Regions from separate parts of the Homo sapiens genome. Here region 1 is linked to region 2. The links are chromatin loops, found by intact Hi-C in ENCODE. Cell type or tissue: heart left ventricle. All regions are shown on one strand. Links, peaks and the distances in the headings refer to the core of each region. The heading gives the core; the rest is flanking DNA.

What was found. Peaks named below come from ENCODE experiments on the same cell type or tissue, not always from the same donor. Only the 100,000 strongest peaks of a DNase experiment are listed, where the experiment ranks them.
Region 1: a loop joins it to region 2, with 2.8 times the contacts of the local background. A loop is called at or near these places in 28 of 110 quality-filtered maps.

The regions. Positions count from the first base shown.
Region 1 is chr10:99,701,411-99,709,173 of GRCh38, forward strand. It overlaps ENTPD7 (ectonucleoside triphosphate diphosphohydrolase 7), which reads left to right. Exons shown (of 13, transcript NM_020354.5): 12 at 1,102-1,263; 13 at 3,042-7,763. The coding sequence ends at 3,273. It also overlaps a transcript of COX15 not described here. Among named protein-coding and RNA genes, the nearest start is that of COX15, 27 kb to the right of the region's middle. In heart left ventricle, for the core only: no CTCF peak of the experiment used is centred there; no DNase peak of the experiment used is centred there.
Region 2 is chr10:99,389,108-99,396,870 of GRCh38, forward strand. CNNM1 (cyclin and CBS domain divalent metal cation transport mediator 1) reads left to right here. Exons shown (of 11, transcript NM_020348.3): 10 at 1,199-1,300; 11 at 2,330-5,223. The coding sequence ends at 2,409. It overlaps GOT1 (glutamic-oxaloacetic transaminase 1), which reads right to left. Exons shown (of 9, transcript NM_002079.3): 9 at 7,763. Among named protein-coding and RNA genes, the nearest start is that of GOT1, 38 kb to the right of the region's middle. In heart left ventricle, for the core only: CTCF peaks have their summits at 3,532 (motif pointing right) and 3,734; a DNase peak (open chromatin) is centred at 3,574; H3K27ac peaks cover 1,591 bases.

The DNA of each region.
Region 1 (7,763 bases), core at 1,254-6,253, 310 kb after region 2:
CCAAGTAGCTGGGACTATAGGCACGTGCCACCATGCCTGGCCAATTTTTGTATTTTTTTGTAGAGACGGGGTTTCGCAATGTTGCCAGGCTGGTCTTGAACTCCTGAGCTCAAGTGATCCGCCTGCCTCGCCCTCCCAGAGTGCTAGGATTACAGGTATGAGCCACCGGGCCCGGCCAAAAGTGATTTTTTTTTTAACTTTGTATTATAGATAATATCAAACATATAGAAAAGTAGAGAGAATAGCAACATAAACCCTCATGTAACTATCACACAGCTTCAACAAATAACATTTTGCCAGTATGGTTCATTGGTCCTTTCATTTTTAAATGTTTTAGTTAAAAATTGTTTAAAATTGCCGGGCATGGTGGCTCACACCTGTAATCCTAGTGCTTTGGGAGGCTGAGGTGGGTGGATCACCTGAGTTCAGGAGTTCAAGACCAGCCTGGCTAACATGGCGAAACCCTGTCTCCACTAAAAATACAAAAATTAGCAGGGTTTGGTGGCAGGTGCCTGTAATCCCAGCTACTCGGGAGGCTGAGGCAGGGAGAATTGCTTGAACCCAGGAGGTGGAGGTTGTAGTGAGCTGAGATCGCGCCACTGCACTCCAGCGTGGGTGACAGAGTGAGACTCTGTCTCAAAAAAAAACAAAAATTGTTTTAACATAAACAAAACTAGAATAGTGTAATCAACTCCTGTGTACCTGTCACCCTGCTTTCCTACTAACATTTATCAGCTCCTGGCCCATCTTGTTTTTATCTGTTTTCCCATCCACAATCCCCCTCTTACTTCAACTGGGTTGTTTTGAAGCTAATCCCAAACATCCTATAATTACATTTGTAGATATTTTAATATGCTCTCTGAAGATAGGGACTCTTAAAAAAAAGAAAAAGAAAAACACAGCCACAGTATCATTATTGCCTTTGTGGTAAACACAAGATAAGTAGGCTGACTTAGAAATAACCCACTTAGAGGTGAGGAAGGTGAAGCGGGAGGAGGTAGGTCTTTTAATAACTTGTGGGAATACGGAGTGGCTTATTGCAAAGGAAAGTATTAGAATTCTTTTCTCTTTTTTTAAAATTTAATTATTTTTGTCACACAGATATCAGTGTTTTAAATCGGCTTGGATGTACCAAGTCTTACATGAAGGATTCCACTTTCCCTATGACTACCCAAACCTGCGGACAGCCCAGCTGGTGTATGACCGAGAGGTTCAGTGGACGCTGGGAGCCATTCTATATAAAACACGATTCTTACCACTCAGGTAAAGTAAGACTGACCAATCTGGTATCTTGAGCTCAGAGGATATCAGTTGATGCCTCAGAATCGGTTTCTTTCTTTTTTTTTTTAACCAGCTTAGAATAGGTCTTAAGTGACCTTCCTCTCTACCCCCTCACAAAAACAAACTCCTTTACTTCCATGTGAGCCACTGTTACTACCAGGCATGCTCGAACAGAAAGAAGGTTGAGCATTACTGGTCTGGAGTCTCAGCTTTGCTGTTTCAGAAATCCAGCTTTATTTGTTTACTCACAACAAACCAGTCTTTAGGACTGAGCTCTTACTAATCACTTCCAAGATACTGACAAGCTAAAATGTCATTCTTGGGTTACCCTGGAAAACACATCTGACTAAAGAACAGGGGTAGGATGTCTAGAGCAATCTTTCATAACATACAGAGGCACTCCAGACATTGTGTCATTGACTTAGAAGGCTTTTTGGTGGGTCAGAATTAGAATAAAGGACGTGAGATGTTTTTAGTGGGGCTACTTTCATCAAACTCTGGTAGCCTGATACCTTACTTTTATGTACTGTCAGATATTTGGGACAATTTTTAGGTACCTGTACCCTGGACTATTTCAGATAAACTCAGATGAATTTTGTATCTTTGATGTCTGTTCCTCTAAACTCAATACCGTCAGCAGCCAGGCAGGCGACAGAAGTGAGGGAAGTGGGCTAGGTGGGGGTTGCCCACAACTGGAGCATGTATCCCAGTTAATGGGCTGGTTACTGTCACACACAAGCACTGTCCCAGCATTTGCCAGTTCTCATCTGTCCAGAAAAGTCAGAAATCCATATTTTTTATGAAGTCTTTCAGTTTAGAGATTCGCATTCTAGAAGAACACTGCAGGTCAAACCAGACAAAACTAGATCTGGATCTGGACTGCTGAAGAGTGGCTTCTGTTCTAGCCAGGTGGACCATTACACTTGGTTTTCATATCGCCTTATTTTTATCTGACTGTAATACAGTTGATCAGGTAACAGCTTTATTTAGATATATCCTAGATCCTAAGGAAACATAGTACCTTTATTTTTTATTATTTTTTTGAGACAGGGTCTTGCTCTGTTGCCCAGGCTGAGTGTGGTGGCAGTGCCGTGTTCATAGCTCACTGCAACCTTGAACTCCTGGGCTCAAGTGATTCTCCTGCCTCAGCCTTCTGAGTAGCTGGGAATACAGGTGCTCGCCACCATGCCCAGCTAATTTTTTGATTTTTCTTTTGCAGAGATGGGGTCTTGTTATGTTGACCAGGCTGGTTTTGAACTCCTGGCTTCAAGCAATTCTCCTGGCCTGGCCTCCCAAAGTGCTTTGATTACAAGCATGTGCCACTGCACTTGGCTGCATAGCAACTTTAAAAAAAGGATTTAGACACACACACTCTGATTTCTTTATTGGATTCAGGGGATACCCTATTCTCATTAGTACTGTATTTATAAGCCATATTTTAAGACTTATGTTACAGGTGATCAATCTAGCCTTTCTGTTCATTTTTTGGGATTCAATTTCAAAGGCCTTCCCATCTTGGCTTAGATTCTGGAGGGTGTAAGCCTGGAGGTCCCTTCTGGGGGCCGTGGGAAGGAAGACACAGAAGGGCTCCTGGGGCGGGGGATGTTCTTCAGCTTTGCCTGCTCTGTGGAGCTGGTGTCATAAAATGTTTATGTGGATGGAATAAATGTGATAACACTACTGGGCCTTTCAAATCAGTAAATGTCTCCCTTTGAAACTTAACAGTTTTTTCCACCTACAAATTCTTAATTCTTCCCTAGGGATCTTCGGCAGGAAGGTGTCCGACAAGCCCATGGTAGCTGGTTCCGTCTCTCCTTTGTATACAACCACTATCTCTTCTTTGCCTGTATCCTGGTGGTGCTACTGGCCATCTTCCTATACCTTCTGCGGCTACGCCGAATTCACCACCGACAAACACGAGCCTCAGCTCCATTGGACTTGCTGTGGCTTGAAGAGGTGGTGCCCATGATGGGAGTACAGGTGGGGCCGTGAGGCTGGACCAGGACTAGAGAAGCTTGAGCACCCCCGAGTTGCTGCTCATTGAATTCCTCCACTTTCTTATATAGCCTCAGATGCTGTGATGTCTGACCTTGTGGATATTTGCCCTTGGAATTTCTACTTTACTTTCTACCGTAATTCCTTCTCCGTACCCAGGTCTTCTCTGAGAGAAGCTATAATTTAATCTGTGAGGAACTAAATGACAGGAGATTGGTGCTAATACGGGGGACCAAGCTTTGTCCAAGTGAAGCAGGCTTCGACTCCTTCTGAGAGGTCTGGTGTGTTCCTAGAATCTCACCTTTTCTTCCCTTGCTAAAGCATGAAGTTTGGCATTTGGCACACTGGAAGCCTGGTTGAAATGAAATTTGTAGCATCTGATACAAAGCCAGAGACATTCTAGCAAGTGCAGCAGCCCCTTCTTTCTCTGTAACAGAGATATCATTTATGTGGAGATCCACAACCTTTAACAGGGATCCAAGATCTTTGCAGTTCAATCGACCACATAGGAATTTCCAGGCACCAAAATGATATAACTTCCTTGCTTCCTTGACAAAGAAGCCATCATGGGTGTGATCCAAGATCCCTGTCGTAGTGTTGATGATGTTAGTACATGATTTTAAAGGTTAGAACCCCTTCTAAATGAATGGTCTGTGGAAGATTTTAGTATCTTATCTGATGCCTGGTATGATGAGGATAGAAAATTTTTCCATTTTTATGTGCCTCACAGGCTGTTTGGGCATTAATTTTGCTTTTTGAGCCTTAAGTGTGTTAGTAGGATGGAGAAACTGTGATGGGGACTGGGAACCTGGATTTGTCTGATTTTAGGTCACTGTTCCCTGGGCCTGTTTTTGTGAGCCCTTACACAGGAAGATATAAAGAGAGTTCTTTCATTTCACTGCTAAAATCAGTATGTAGTATGGGGAATGTATTTGGGTTGTTTTTAAAGAAAAGGGGAACAGAATCAGGAGAGTGGGCAAAGGCAATAAAATCAAAGTTCTTATTAATTATTTCTGAGAAATAGAAGTTTCTCAATTTATGACTCTTGGAATGTCTGAAAGGGAGCAAATTTGGAATAGATCAATCTGTTAATAAGCCATCTGGCAACTTTCAGAACCTCTATTAAGAGACTGCTGAGTCACAAACAGCACTTCCATTAATGAAGCGAGAGGAAAAGCCATAATAATTACATCTTCACCCACTACCCTTCCAGAGCTTTGCTTCTCCTCCACATTTAGCCATTAAATTGCATGAGGATTTCTCTTCATCAGGGTCCGCATGGAATCTTTCTTATATTTTACCCTTTCCTACATGTAGCCTTGAATGTCCTTTCCACGAATATGCTCCCACGGCTGGGAGCATTTTCTTTTCTTTTCGTCACCTTTGATTTTTGGGATTAGATTAATAGGGGAAAAAGTCCCTGGCTTTAAAGAAAACAAAAGTAGAATTCTTCAAAAATAAATTTCATACTGGGAACAGAAAGGAACTAAATGCTTCATAAAACAGGGAAAAAGAAATTAAGATCATCCTAGAAATAAACTAAGATAAAAATAAGTATACTGACCCTTGGTTGGTAGATAAAAAGATGACCAGTCTTGTATTGTTTTAAAATTAGATAAACATGGATTAAGCATGCAAAGACTCTGTTCCTTTTTTTTTTTCTTGGAGACAGGGCCTCACGCTGTCACCCAGGCTGGAGTGCAGTTGTGCAACATCATGGCTCACCGCAGCCTCAACCTCCTGGGCTCAAACAGTCCTCCCAACTCAGACTCCAGAGTAGCTGGGACTACAGGTGTGCGCCACCACACTCAGCTAATTTTTTATTTTATTTTTTTAGAGATGGAGTCTGTGTTGTCCAGGCTGGTCTCAAACTCTTGGGCTCAAGCAATCCTCCCACCTCAGCCTCCCAAAGTGCTGGGATTACAAGCATGAGCTACTGCACCTGCCCTCTGTTTCCTTTGGAAATCTCTTACCTTTCATTAGGGTTTCTTTCATAGCAATTTCCTTTGGTTTTTAAGACTTCTACATTGCTTTTTCTTTTATTATCTGTGCTCCGTGAACCTTATGAATGCTGCTTAAAAATAATGTCAAAATATGTTTTAGCTGCCTACTCAGGTAACGTTTTCTTTTGCTCTCATCTTGGTTTCCATATACTATTTTTGGTTTTTTGTGAGATCTAATCAATGATCTAGTCAGAAGCTACTTCACTGGCTAACAGTGATCATGTTCATGTGCTAAAAATGAACTTGAAACACGGAAGTAGTGGTTGGTCCAGTTTGAAAGCTCTTATTAGTATTCTTCATCCTGGCTGTAATAATAGCCATTATTTGTTATGCCTTTGTTATGTAGCAGACACTCTTAAGGATTTTATGTGTATTATTCAAATTGCTATTACTGTTCTTTTTATAGTTGAGAATCTCAGGATACCTACATTTATCACTTTTTCAATATATATGTATTTCTTATTCTTATTTTGTCTTGGAGTGTTTAATGTGTTATTTCCTGTTCATTACTTTAATATTATGGTATCTAGGCTTGTCTTTATTACCATGAGCAAGGTCTCCAGGAGTTCCACAGTACTGAAGGAAAATTTTGTCATATCCCTCAGAAGAACTGAATATTTATTATTGGTATGGGCTCCTTTGTTTATTCTCTTCTCCCAATTAATAGATTTTAAATGAAATCTTATTAGCTAGAAACAAAAGCCACTTACTCCTTGCTGAGAGCCAATTACTTAAATATATTTCTTCCTTATAATAAAATAATTTGCTTCTAGGAGCAGAAATCTATCTTGCCATACCCTTTGGTTTTTAAAGATTTCTCTTCTATTTGCATTTCTGCACTTTGGTGGTTCTCCCATGAAGATAATTATGGTGTCATAAAATTCACATTCCACTGGTTCCTTTGAATCTTACCAACCACTCTTGTTAACAGAGACAATGAACCTGAACTGTTTTAGGACTCTTGTTATTACTGAGACAGGTCACAAACATCAAAATAGGAGTCCGTGGCTTGTAGTGATGCTTTTTAGTCTTGTGATAGCACAATCCATCACTTTCCCCAAAATTCTTGTCATAGAACATAATGAAAAATATGTAAAATACCCATTTATGTGGCATTTCATTCACTTAAGTTGCAGTTAACTCTAAGCCAAATTATACCATTTTTTCTCTCTGTACTTTAGCTCCTTGAATTTCCTTAATCTGGGAAACTTTTGTTCCCACACCAAGGAACAAATTCAGGGGGTACAAGTGCAGGTTTGTTACATGAGTATATTGAGTGATGCTGAGGTTTGGGGTACAGATCCCATCACCAGGTGGTGAGCATAGTACCTAACAGATAGTTCTTTAATCCATGCCCTCCTCTCTCCCTCCCTGCTCTAGTAGTCCACAGTGTCTATTCTGGTCTGGGAAATTTTCATCACTTTCCACCAATCTTCTATTTATTCTCCAAATGTCTTCCAAAGTATCCTGCCCCACCCCCTCCTCATCCTAAGAGATTCCTTTAACTTCAAGATCATATCCAGTGATTGCTGAAAAATGTCTGCCATGCACTTGCTAAGCTAGTGTTTTTAGGCATTAACATTTATTATCACATCCATATTTATATTTTTGAAATAATTTATACTTCTCACTGATATCATCTAAACAGATGCTTCTCACAGTTTTATGTTTTGTTTTTTGTCAGGGATGAAAGACAAGTGAGTGGTATCACTTAAGGGAAAGAACAGTAGGCTTAACGAATAGCAGACCTGGATTCTAGTTCTGGCTTTGTCATTTACTAGCTCTGGTACCCCAGGCCAGTCACTTACCATCTCTGGTTCGGTTCTCATCTATCAAACAAAGAGGCTAGACAAGATTAGAAACTAAAGGCAGAAGACAAGGTAGAAAAATCATATGATTTTGGGAAGAGCATTTTGTCCTTTGGTTTAGAAGACCAGGCTGCCCAAAAGAGCCTCCTATTTTATCCATAACCCCTGATGATAAGGTTGGTGGGAACAGAGTTTCTAATAGTAATCATAATAAATTTCAGAAGAGTTTTAAAGCTTCTGGTCAACCCCCTTGATTTATATGGGTGATAAAACTGAGGCCTAGAGCAGTTGTAATATGTGCAAAGTCATAGTGACTGGCCTCCTAGCCCAACTACTTTGTCAGCTACAATGAAATGCTCATTAACAGAATCTTTCTGCAAGTATAAACAGAATCTATTTTTTATAAAACAGCTGGCCACAACTAACCATGCCCCATCTTTACAACTGCTTCTGACATTCATTTATGACTGCTTTGCTCACATTTAGGAATAAACTTTGAAAAAAATACTTTGTCAGAAATAGTGCCAAGTTTTCACTACATCTATTCTTGTTCCTGTATTTCTTTTCGTACTTTTAAATTTTATACATCTTTTTAAAACAATTTTATACAATTTCCTTTACTACAACATCCAAGCAATTCATTAGATGACTACAGCCTAGATGAAGGTATAAATGC
Region 2 (7,763 bases), core at 1,143-6,142:
AAAAGTGCTCCAAGATTTTTAAAGTTGGCCGGGCACGGTGGCTCATGCCTGTAATCCCAGCACTTTGGGAGGCCCAGGCAGGCGGATCACCTAAGGCTAGGGGTTCGAGACCAGTCTGACCAACATGGTGAAACCCTGTCTCTACTAAAAAAAACAAAAATTAGCCGGGTGTGGTGGTGGGTGCCTGTAATCCCAGCTACTCGGAAGGCTGAGGCAGGAGAATCGCTTGAACCTGGGAAGCTGAGGTTGCAGTGAGGCGAGATGGCGCCATTGCACTCTAGCCTGGGTGACAGAGTGAGATTCCATCTCAAAAAAAAAAAAAAAAAAAAAAATTTAAAGTCAACAAGACAATATGTTTGAACTTGTGGCTGACCCAGAAAATCTGGGACATACATAGTCACTGTTCCAGGACCTGAATTTAGAACTGATGTTCCTTTTCTGCCCCCAACACCAAATCTAGTAGCTAAAGCACATAGCAAGAAAATGTAACAAAGGAATAAGAATGAAGGCGATGGAGTGGTCTTGGAGATCATCTAGTCCACCCTCGTCCTGTGACATTTGAGGACCCTGGAGGCCTAGAGAAGGGAAATAACTTGCTCAAGTCCAAAAACTGCATCAGAAGCAGGCTCAGCCTCATGGCTTCAGTGCAGTGCCATTTCCAACACACCGCTCTGCCTTAGGTTTTTATTTGCATTGGTGGTAAGGCTTGGCCCCTTCTGGGCTCTCAGATTCTGTAACTCTTTGAATTCCCATTGAGTCCTGCGGGAGAAGACAGGGGCATTGTTGTTGAACCCTGTGGCTTTCCAGGGTTTGTGCAAATATACCAAGGAGACCTCCACCTATCCTCACGTGTGCTTTTAGTCTGGCAAATAGACTGGGTGGAGAACACATTGTTCTCTAAACCCTCTCTCTTGCCAAACAGTGTTTGAGAAGAGGGAATGATTTCTGACTTTGCATGGATCGTTGGATTCCGGCTCCTGTTCTCCATCTTTTTGTTCCTTTTGTGGCACTAAAATGCCTCTTGCTAACTAATGACACCCTGTACTTCCCTGGGCGTCCCTGCCTTGTTACACCACCCTCACCTTGGCTCACGTCTTAAACTTCACTTGCTGAGGGATGTCATCACTCAGAATCACCCTCTCTTGATGCCTGAGTGTGTAGGTTGAGACAACTTGAGTTCTCTCCTTTCCTTTCTCAGCATCAGATAGTGAATGTTGTAACATCAACCTGGATACAGAGACCAGCCCCTGCAGTAGCGATTTTGAGGAAAACGTGGGCAAGAAGCTGCTGAGAACCTTGAGTGAGTAGCTAGTTCTTCACCCAAATGAGAGCCACCCTGCTGATGGTTAGTAGGAAAAGCATGTTAGCATCTTCCTCTTGGGGGAGGAGCCATGGACTCCTCTTAGAAACCCTAATGAGGTACAATTGTGGAAATCCGCAGAAGGGGTTGGGCCAGCACTGCACCCTTGATAGTTTTGGGATCTGTCCCATTCAGTTGTTTGTCCTCTAGGACAGAAGTCTGCACACCATGCCCACAGGTCAATTCTGACCTCCCTCCTTTACTTGTTTTTGTAAGTAAGGACTTATTGGATCACAGACAGATCCATTTGTTATCTATGGCAACAATGTCAGAGTCGAGTAATTGTGACAGAGACCATATGGCCCACAGGCCTCTAATATTTTCTGTCTAGTCCTTTAAAGAATTGGTGTCCAGGAGACTCAATAGAAAGAGAGCAATCTCCTCCACAGATGGAAGTCAATGGTGGAGAGAACAAGGTGAAGATATTCCTTCCTAAAAACAGACCTGGGAACAGATTGCTCTCTCATCCTTGAGGACAACTATGTAATTATGCCCACCTGCCCCACTGCAGAAGGGAGGTTGCTTCAGAGCTAGAGAACGCAGGTCCCTGGAAATGGCTTGCAGCTACAGCCACCAACCCTGATTCATGGGACATCAAAGTCTATGAGATTGGTCCTCTCTGAGGGTGTCTGGCAGTCAGAGGGGCTGGCCCCCAAGGGGCGCAGGAGGCATGGGCCTGAGGTGTTACATGGGCTTTACTCAGTCCCCTCCAGGAAGTCTCAATTCCAGGCACCAGCCTGGGTTTGTGACTTTTCAGAGATGGCATCTTATGTGGAAAGTACGTCCTAATCTTTCAAGATGTAAATATGCCAATATCAGCACCAGCATACAATGCCGGTTAGTTCTAACCAAGCTGTCAAGGGCTTTGTCTCCATTTCTGCTTCTGTTTTGAAAAGAACTCAGACTGCCAAGCAATTATGAATGTTCCTCCAGTGTTACAGGCTGATACTTGCAACTTGTTTTTTTCAGGTGGCCAAAAAAGGAAGAGGTCACCAGAAGGAGAGAGAACCTCTGAGGACAACTCCAATTTAACACCTCTGATCACATGACAGGGCAAAGCCAGCATTCACTGGGTGTGTGAAATTCCAGAGCTTTGGGGGAGAATCCACCCTCCCATCATCTGCTTCCCCCAAGGCCTCCCACAGGTGACAGAATGTTCTGCCTTCCCTTCCATCTCTTCACCCCTAGCTGTCAGTTTGGCAGATTTTCCCTCGTTACCTCCAGTTCGACTCAGAACCTTGACATGGCCATAACAGAAGGAGGTGCCTCTGATAGAACATGCTAGAAATGGTCTTTTCCACAGCATAGTCTGGGACTGGAAAAGAGATGTCTGACTGCAAGCTGACAATGCCACTCTGGGACCCCTGATGCTCTTCTTTGTTCTTTGGGTCCCCTGATGCCATAGGAGACCTATCGTCTTGGAACTTGCCATTCTTTCCTCCAGAACAAAATGTTAACTTTCTAACACATTTCATGCATAGCTTGGCTCAGAAGGTGCCATTGGCAGACAGGCACATGGGAGGCTGGAGTAGGAGGTCTGAAGATTAGTTCAGGGGATGGACCAAGAATTTCCCCCAGAGCTTTAAAGAAGTGGGACTCAGCCATGTTGGCGCGTGATTGACATTACAGCACAGAAAACTGTTAGTGACTGGTTTCCTGTTAGATAAGGGTTCCAGCAGCCTGGGGCAGTATGTCTCAGCTGGAATGGAAAGAATGTGAGATGGAACCTCAAGTCACTGTTTTTACCAGGGACACATCTGTTTTGGCTCCCAATCAGCAGTCTTCAATCGATCAATAATTCTGCTCTGGAAGAGAAGGAACAGGGAGCAGAGAGACCCAACTGGGAGCCAGAGATGGAACTTCAGGTCTTAAGTGCAAATCAAAGCAAAAAACAAACAAAACTTACATGGAAAAACTGTAAGTGCTGAAAGCAAGTTTAGCCATGACAAACCAAAGAGTGCCCAGGTCAGCCAAGAAAGATACATAATCTCATGGGACTTCAGTGGGAGTTACACAGGAATGTTGAAGAATCATTCTTCTTTTTCATGCATTTGTCCTTCTCCCACCCCCTTACTACACCCTAGCAGATCAGCTGAGTGTACTTTATTCCAAGAACTTACTGGATCTCTGGTTTTTCTCCTGAAGTTGGGGCAGGTGCAATTCCAAGCATAACCACCAGATGGCAGAGTGACCGCGCATACCTGCTTCCAAGAATAAAACAGTTCTGAAAAGCAACCGCAAAGCCGGGCGCGGTGGCTCACACCTGTAATCCCAACAGTTTGGAAGACCGAGGCGGGTGGATCACTTGAAGTCAGGAGTTTGAGACCAGCCTGGCCAACATGGTGAAACCCCATCTCTCCTGGGCATGTAGTCCCAGCTACTCGGGAGGCTGAGGCAGGAGAATCGCTTGAACCTGGGAGGCAGAGGTTGCAGTGAGCTGAGATCACACCACTGCACTTCATCCTAGGCAACAGAGCGAGACTCTGTCTCCCCCCGCAAAAAAAAAAAAGAAAGAAAGAAAGAGAAAAGAAAAGAAAAGCAACCACAGCCAGCCTTAGGGAAAACTTGGAAGTAAGTGAAATTTGTCTTCAGAATAACTATCTCCCTTTCTGATCTGTCTCCTACTCTTTAGATGTTCTCAGTCAAGTACTCACTGAACTCATTGATCGAGTGCTGTCTGCTAAATCTCCAAACCATTCCCAAACCTTTCCCCGTAGTATACCATCCAGCTTCCCTCCCCTTCCTCCAAAACCCTCCCTCCCACCTCCCCACACCCATTGAGTCATTCACAGGCAGGAGGGAGACTGATCATTCCTCTGGGTTATCTGCATCTCAAAAGAAAATGCTTACCCACAGGAACTGTTAACTCAGGGGTTCTTAACTTGGGGTCCATCACCCCAGGGGGTCCATAGTTGGACTTCAGAGGGTCTATGAAACCCCTAAAACTGTCAGTATTTAATGTATTTATTCTTGTATGTTTTTTCCAGAGCATTAAAGCTTTCATAAGGTTCTCAAAGGTCTCAGACCTACAAAGAGTTAAAACAAACAGACAAACAAAAAAAAACACTACTATTTTAAATAGTGGAACTTTCAGCCCAGCGTTTCTGCAATGCAGAGTGAAGTGGATACTGGGCAGTTCGAGACAGGTTTTTAATCATAAGTGGTCTTTTCAAATGTCCATCAATTGATGGGGAAGGCTGGCACCCACCAAGAAGTGGAAGTCCTCAGAAATTCTCGGCACACCCTAGAGTATTGTACAACCAACACCCCCACATAACTTTGTCCCCTCTTCCCCAACAACCCAGAGCAGGTGTTGCAGACAGGAGGGCCACAGCGTGTGGAAGTAAAGACTTTGGAGCTAGAGAAGCCTTTTCCAGCAATGATTATTGACTTCACCACACCCCTTGCCTGGCCTGGCCTGAGGCTCAGCAGTGCATGACTTCTCGTAGATAACTTCACAGTCATCCAGTCCCAACACCTGCTCTTGCCTGGTAGGAACAGGCGAAGTGTCAGCCCTCAATGTTGGGTACTTAGACCCAAACCAATAAATGGTGAGTTTTGAACAAGAACTACCATCATGCAGGCTTCTTGCCCAGCTGACCACTGGCCCCGGGGTGCCTGCCTGGCTGGTCTTCATCACCTGAGGCCACCAGGCTCAAGCCACTGCTGTTGCATTACACCCATCCCTTTGCAAAATCCCTATGGAGCCTGTCACCACTCCCCTCCCTATATACCCCCACCCCACAAAGATTTTCTTCAGGTTAAAAAAAAAGTTTAAAAAAAAGATTTTAAAATAAAGCATTTATGAAGGCTTAATAAATTGTAAATAATTTTTAAATAAAATGAAAATGCCTTTCCTGGAATGTGGCTGTTTTCCTTGCCCCTGGAATCTTCTGACGTGGCTTCATTTGAGATGCAGGTTGAGTGATGCCCACGTGTGATGATCTCACCTGTGCACCACCTGCCTGAAGAGGCATGCCGCTCCGGGCCAGGTGTGAGGCTGCGGTGAGGTCACGGGGAAGCCTTGGCACACTACTTTGGGAGGCCAGATGGTAAGATTTTGCAGGAGTGAATGCCAGAAATGAGAAGTAAAACCCAAATGAGAAGCCAGTATGCATAAAGACGAGGAAGGAACTAAGACGACAGTGAGAAGGGCTGGCATTTGCTGAACCCATGTGATGGGTGAGGTGCTGTGCTGGGTGCCGTCCAAATTCAGGGTCTTGGGGGCTAAACCCAGACAAGCCCCTGAGACAGAATGTTGGTCACACTAGCTCGCTTCTGCAGAACCTTCAGAAAGGAGTCCAAGTGGCATGACTCTGGCAGTTTGCAACCAAAGGCTAGGGAACGGAACACAAGAATGGGCCAGGCCTGTTGGTCAGTTTTAAGCCGATGCTGGAGGGAGGGAACAGCCAGGCAGGTGGGAAGATGTGTTTGGGCATATAATACCTGTGTGGAAGGAAGGCTGAAATCTGACACCTACTACTCATTTCTCAAAGCAAACAGGAGGATCAGGGGCCTATGCCAAAACCTCTTAAGATTCTTCTCAGGAACCTCAGTAGAGGCTATTCATTTCACTAACGGTAATAATAAATAATGGAAACAACTATTTTGCCAAGGGCTTTATGTTCCAAGTATTCTGTTAAGTACCCATTAGCTCATTTCTTTCTCAACCACCCTGTGGAGGAGGGGTTACTGTCTGCAAGGTTACTGTCTTCTTGCTCACGGTTACACACCTGGGAACTGGCAGAGCCTGGAGGTTGGAGTGCCCTGCTCTTGAGTGAGCAAAATTGGTGAAACAATCCCACCTCTGAAGTTCACTGGCATGTCAGAGGCCTGAGGAGTCCTGCCGGCTTCCCAAACTCACAGCCCTTTTTCAGGTGAACGCAGTGGGAACCACACCAACCAACATATCTGTCGGAATAGAAGAAGGCCAGATTCCCATTGAGATGGGCTTTTTTCAAGGCTAAAAACATTTGAGCACTTTGGTACTGTCACTTAGATTTAAAGATGTGTTTATCTTTAATGGTTTTGGCAGCCCCCTAAAGAGAAAATTTTAATTTTCCCTAACAAGAGAAATTAAATACTAATAAGATGGTCAGGTAGGATTGCACTTTGGAAGGCAACATTTTAGTATTTCAGGCTTTTTTTTTTTTTGCCCCAGAGAGCCAATTTTCGTCCCCATGGAGGCAGTATCGTCCCCATGGAGAATGAGTGGTTGAAAGCGTTTGGAGAGAATGGCAGATTGACAGAAGGTAGAATCATTCGACTTCTCTGTTGGCTGCCTTCCCTTACTAACAACAAGCATCTTTACATTGGGAGGAGAACAAAGACTGATATGTTCAGAAAGCTGTGAAGAGATGGGTGGGAGGGCATCTAATCACATTCACTCATGAACTTCCACCAGCCCAACCACACACTGGCAGAGTGAGTGTCCTCTGAAGAACTCCTGGGGCTCCAGCCAGACAGGGAAGGATCTGGAAACCACATCCTGTGCAGAAACAAAAGTGGTGGGGGAGAGGCAGTTCATGTGGAAAAGTGTAAACAAGGAATGACAACTGCTACTTTCAAATATTTGAAAGGTGGTAGATTAGAAGTGCCAGTAGATTTACTATCTGTGGTTTAAAGGAAGGAAAGGAGGGGCAGGGGAGTGGAACAAAGATCAAATTCTGGTTCAAGGTAGATGAACTTTTACCGTGAGCAAAAGGTAAATGAGCCTCTTTTTTTTTAATTAAGAGGCCCCACCAGCAGAAGGGGATGCCTCACCAGGTATTTAAAGAATCCATCACCACTACCACCCCACCAGTTGAAATGGATGAGTCAGAGACAATATGGAGAGACTATTTCACTGGCGGAGAGGCAGGACTTGATGACTTCTGAGGCCCCAGTCATCCCTCAGGACTGCAGGATTTTCTAACAACCCAAATGAGTCCTAGAAAGTGGCAGATCCTATTAAAATCACAAGAATTAACTTTAAATACTTAAAAACTCCAATTAATAGACCTCTTGTGTTAAGTAACATCAAACCCCACCAAATTCTACAAAATGGCCATTTGGAGCGGCCCTTGGACTCTGGAAATTGTGATGTATGTTTTTGTGGTTCTGTTTCAATAAACCAGGAGGGACTCTGACAGCAGGGAACGGGCTGATGTTCTATAATCAACCTGAGTGATGTCATCTCCTCTCACAGTCCAAGAAGTCCAGTTTCTTAAGTAACATAAGACAGCTGGCCTCCAAATGACAAGCCCGCAAAATCACCAGGGAGTTATATGGTGAGTTCACTGAAGGAAGCTATACTGTAAGAACACATTGTAGTTTTTCCTTTAGCCACTAGTAAAACCCTCTAAAGCATTCATTTTAAACTGTGGGTCACAACCCATTAGTGGTCATAAAATCAACTCCATGT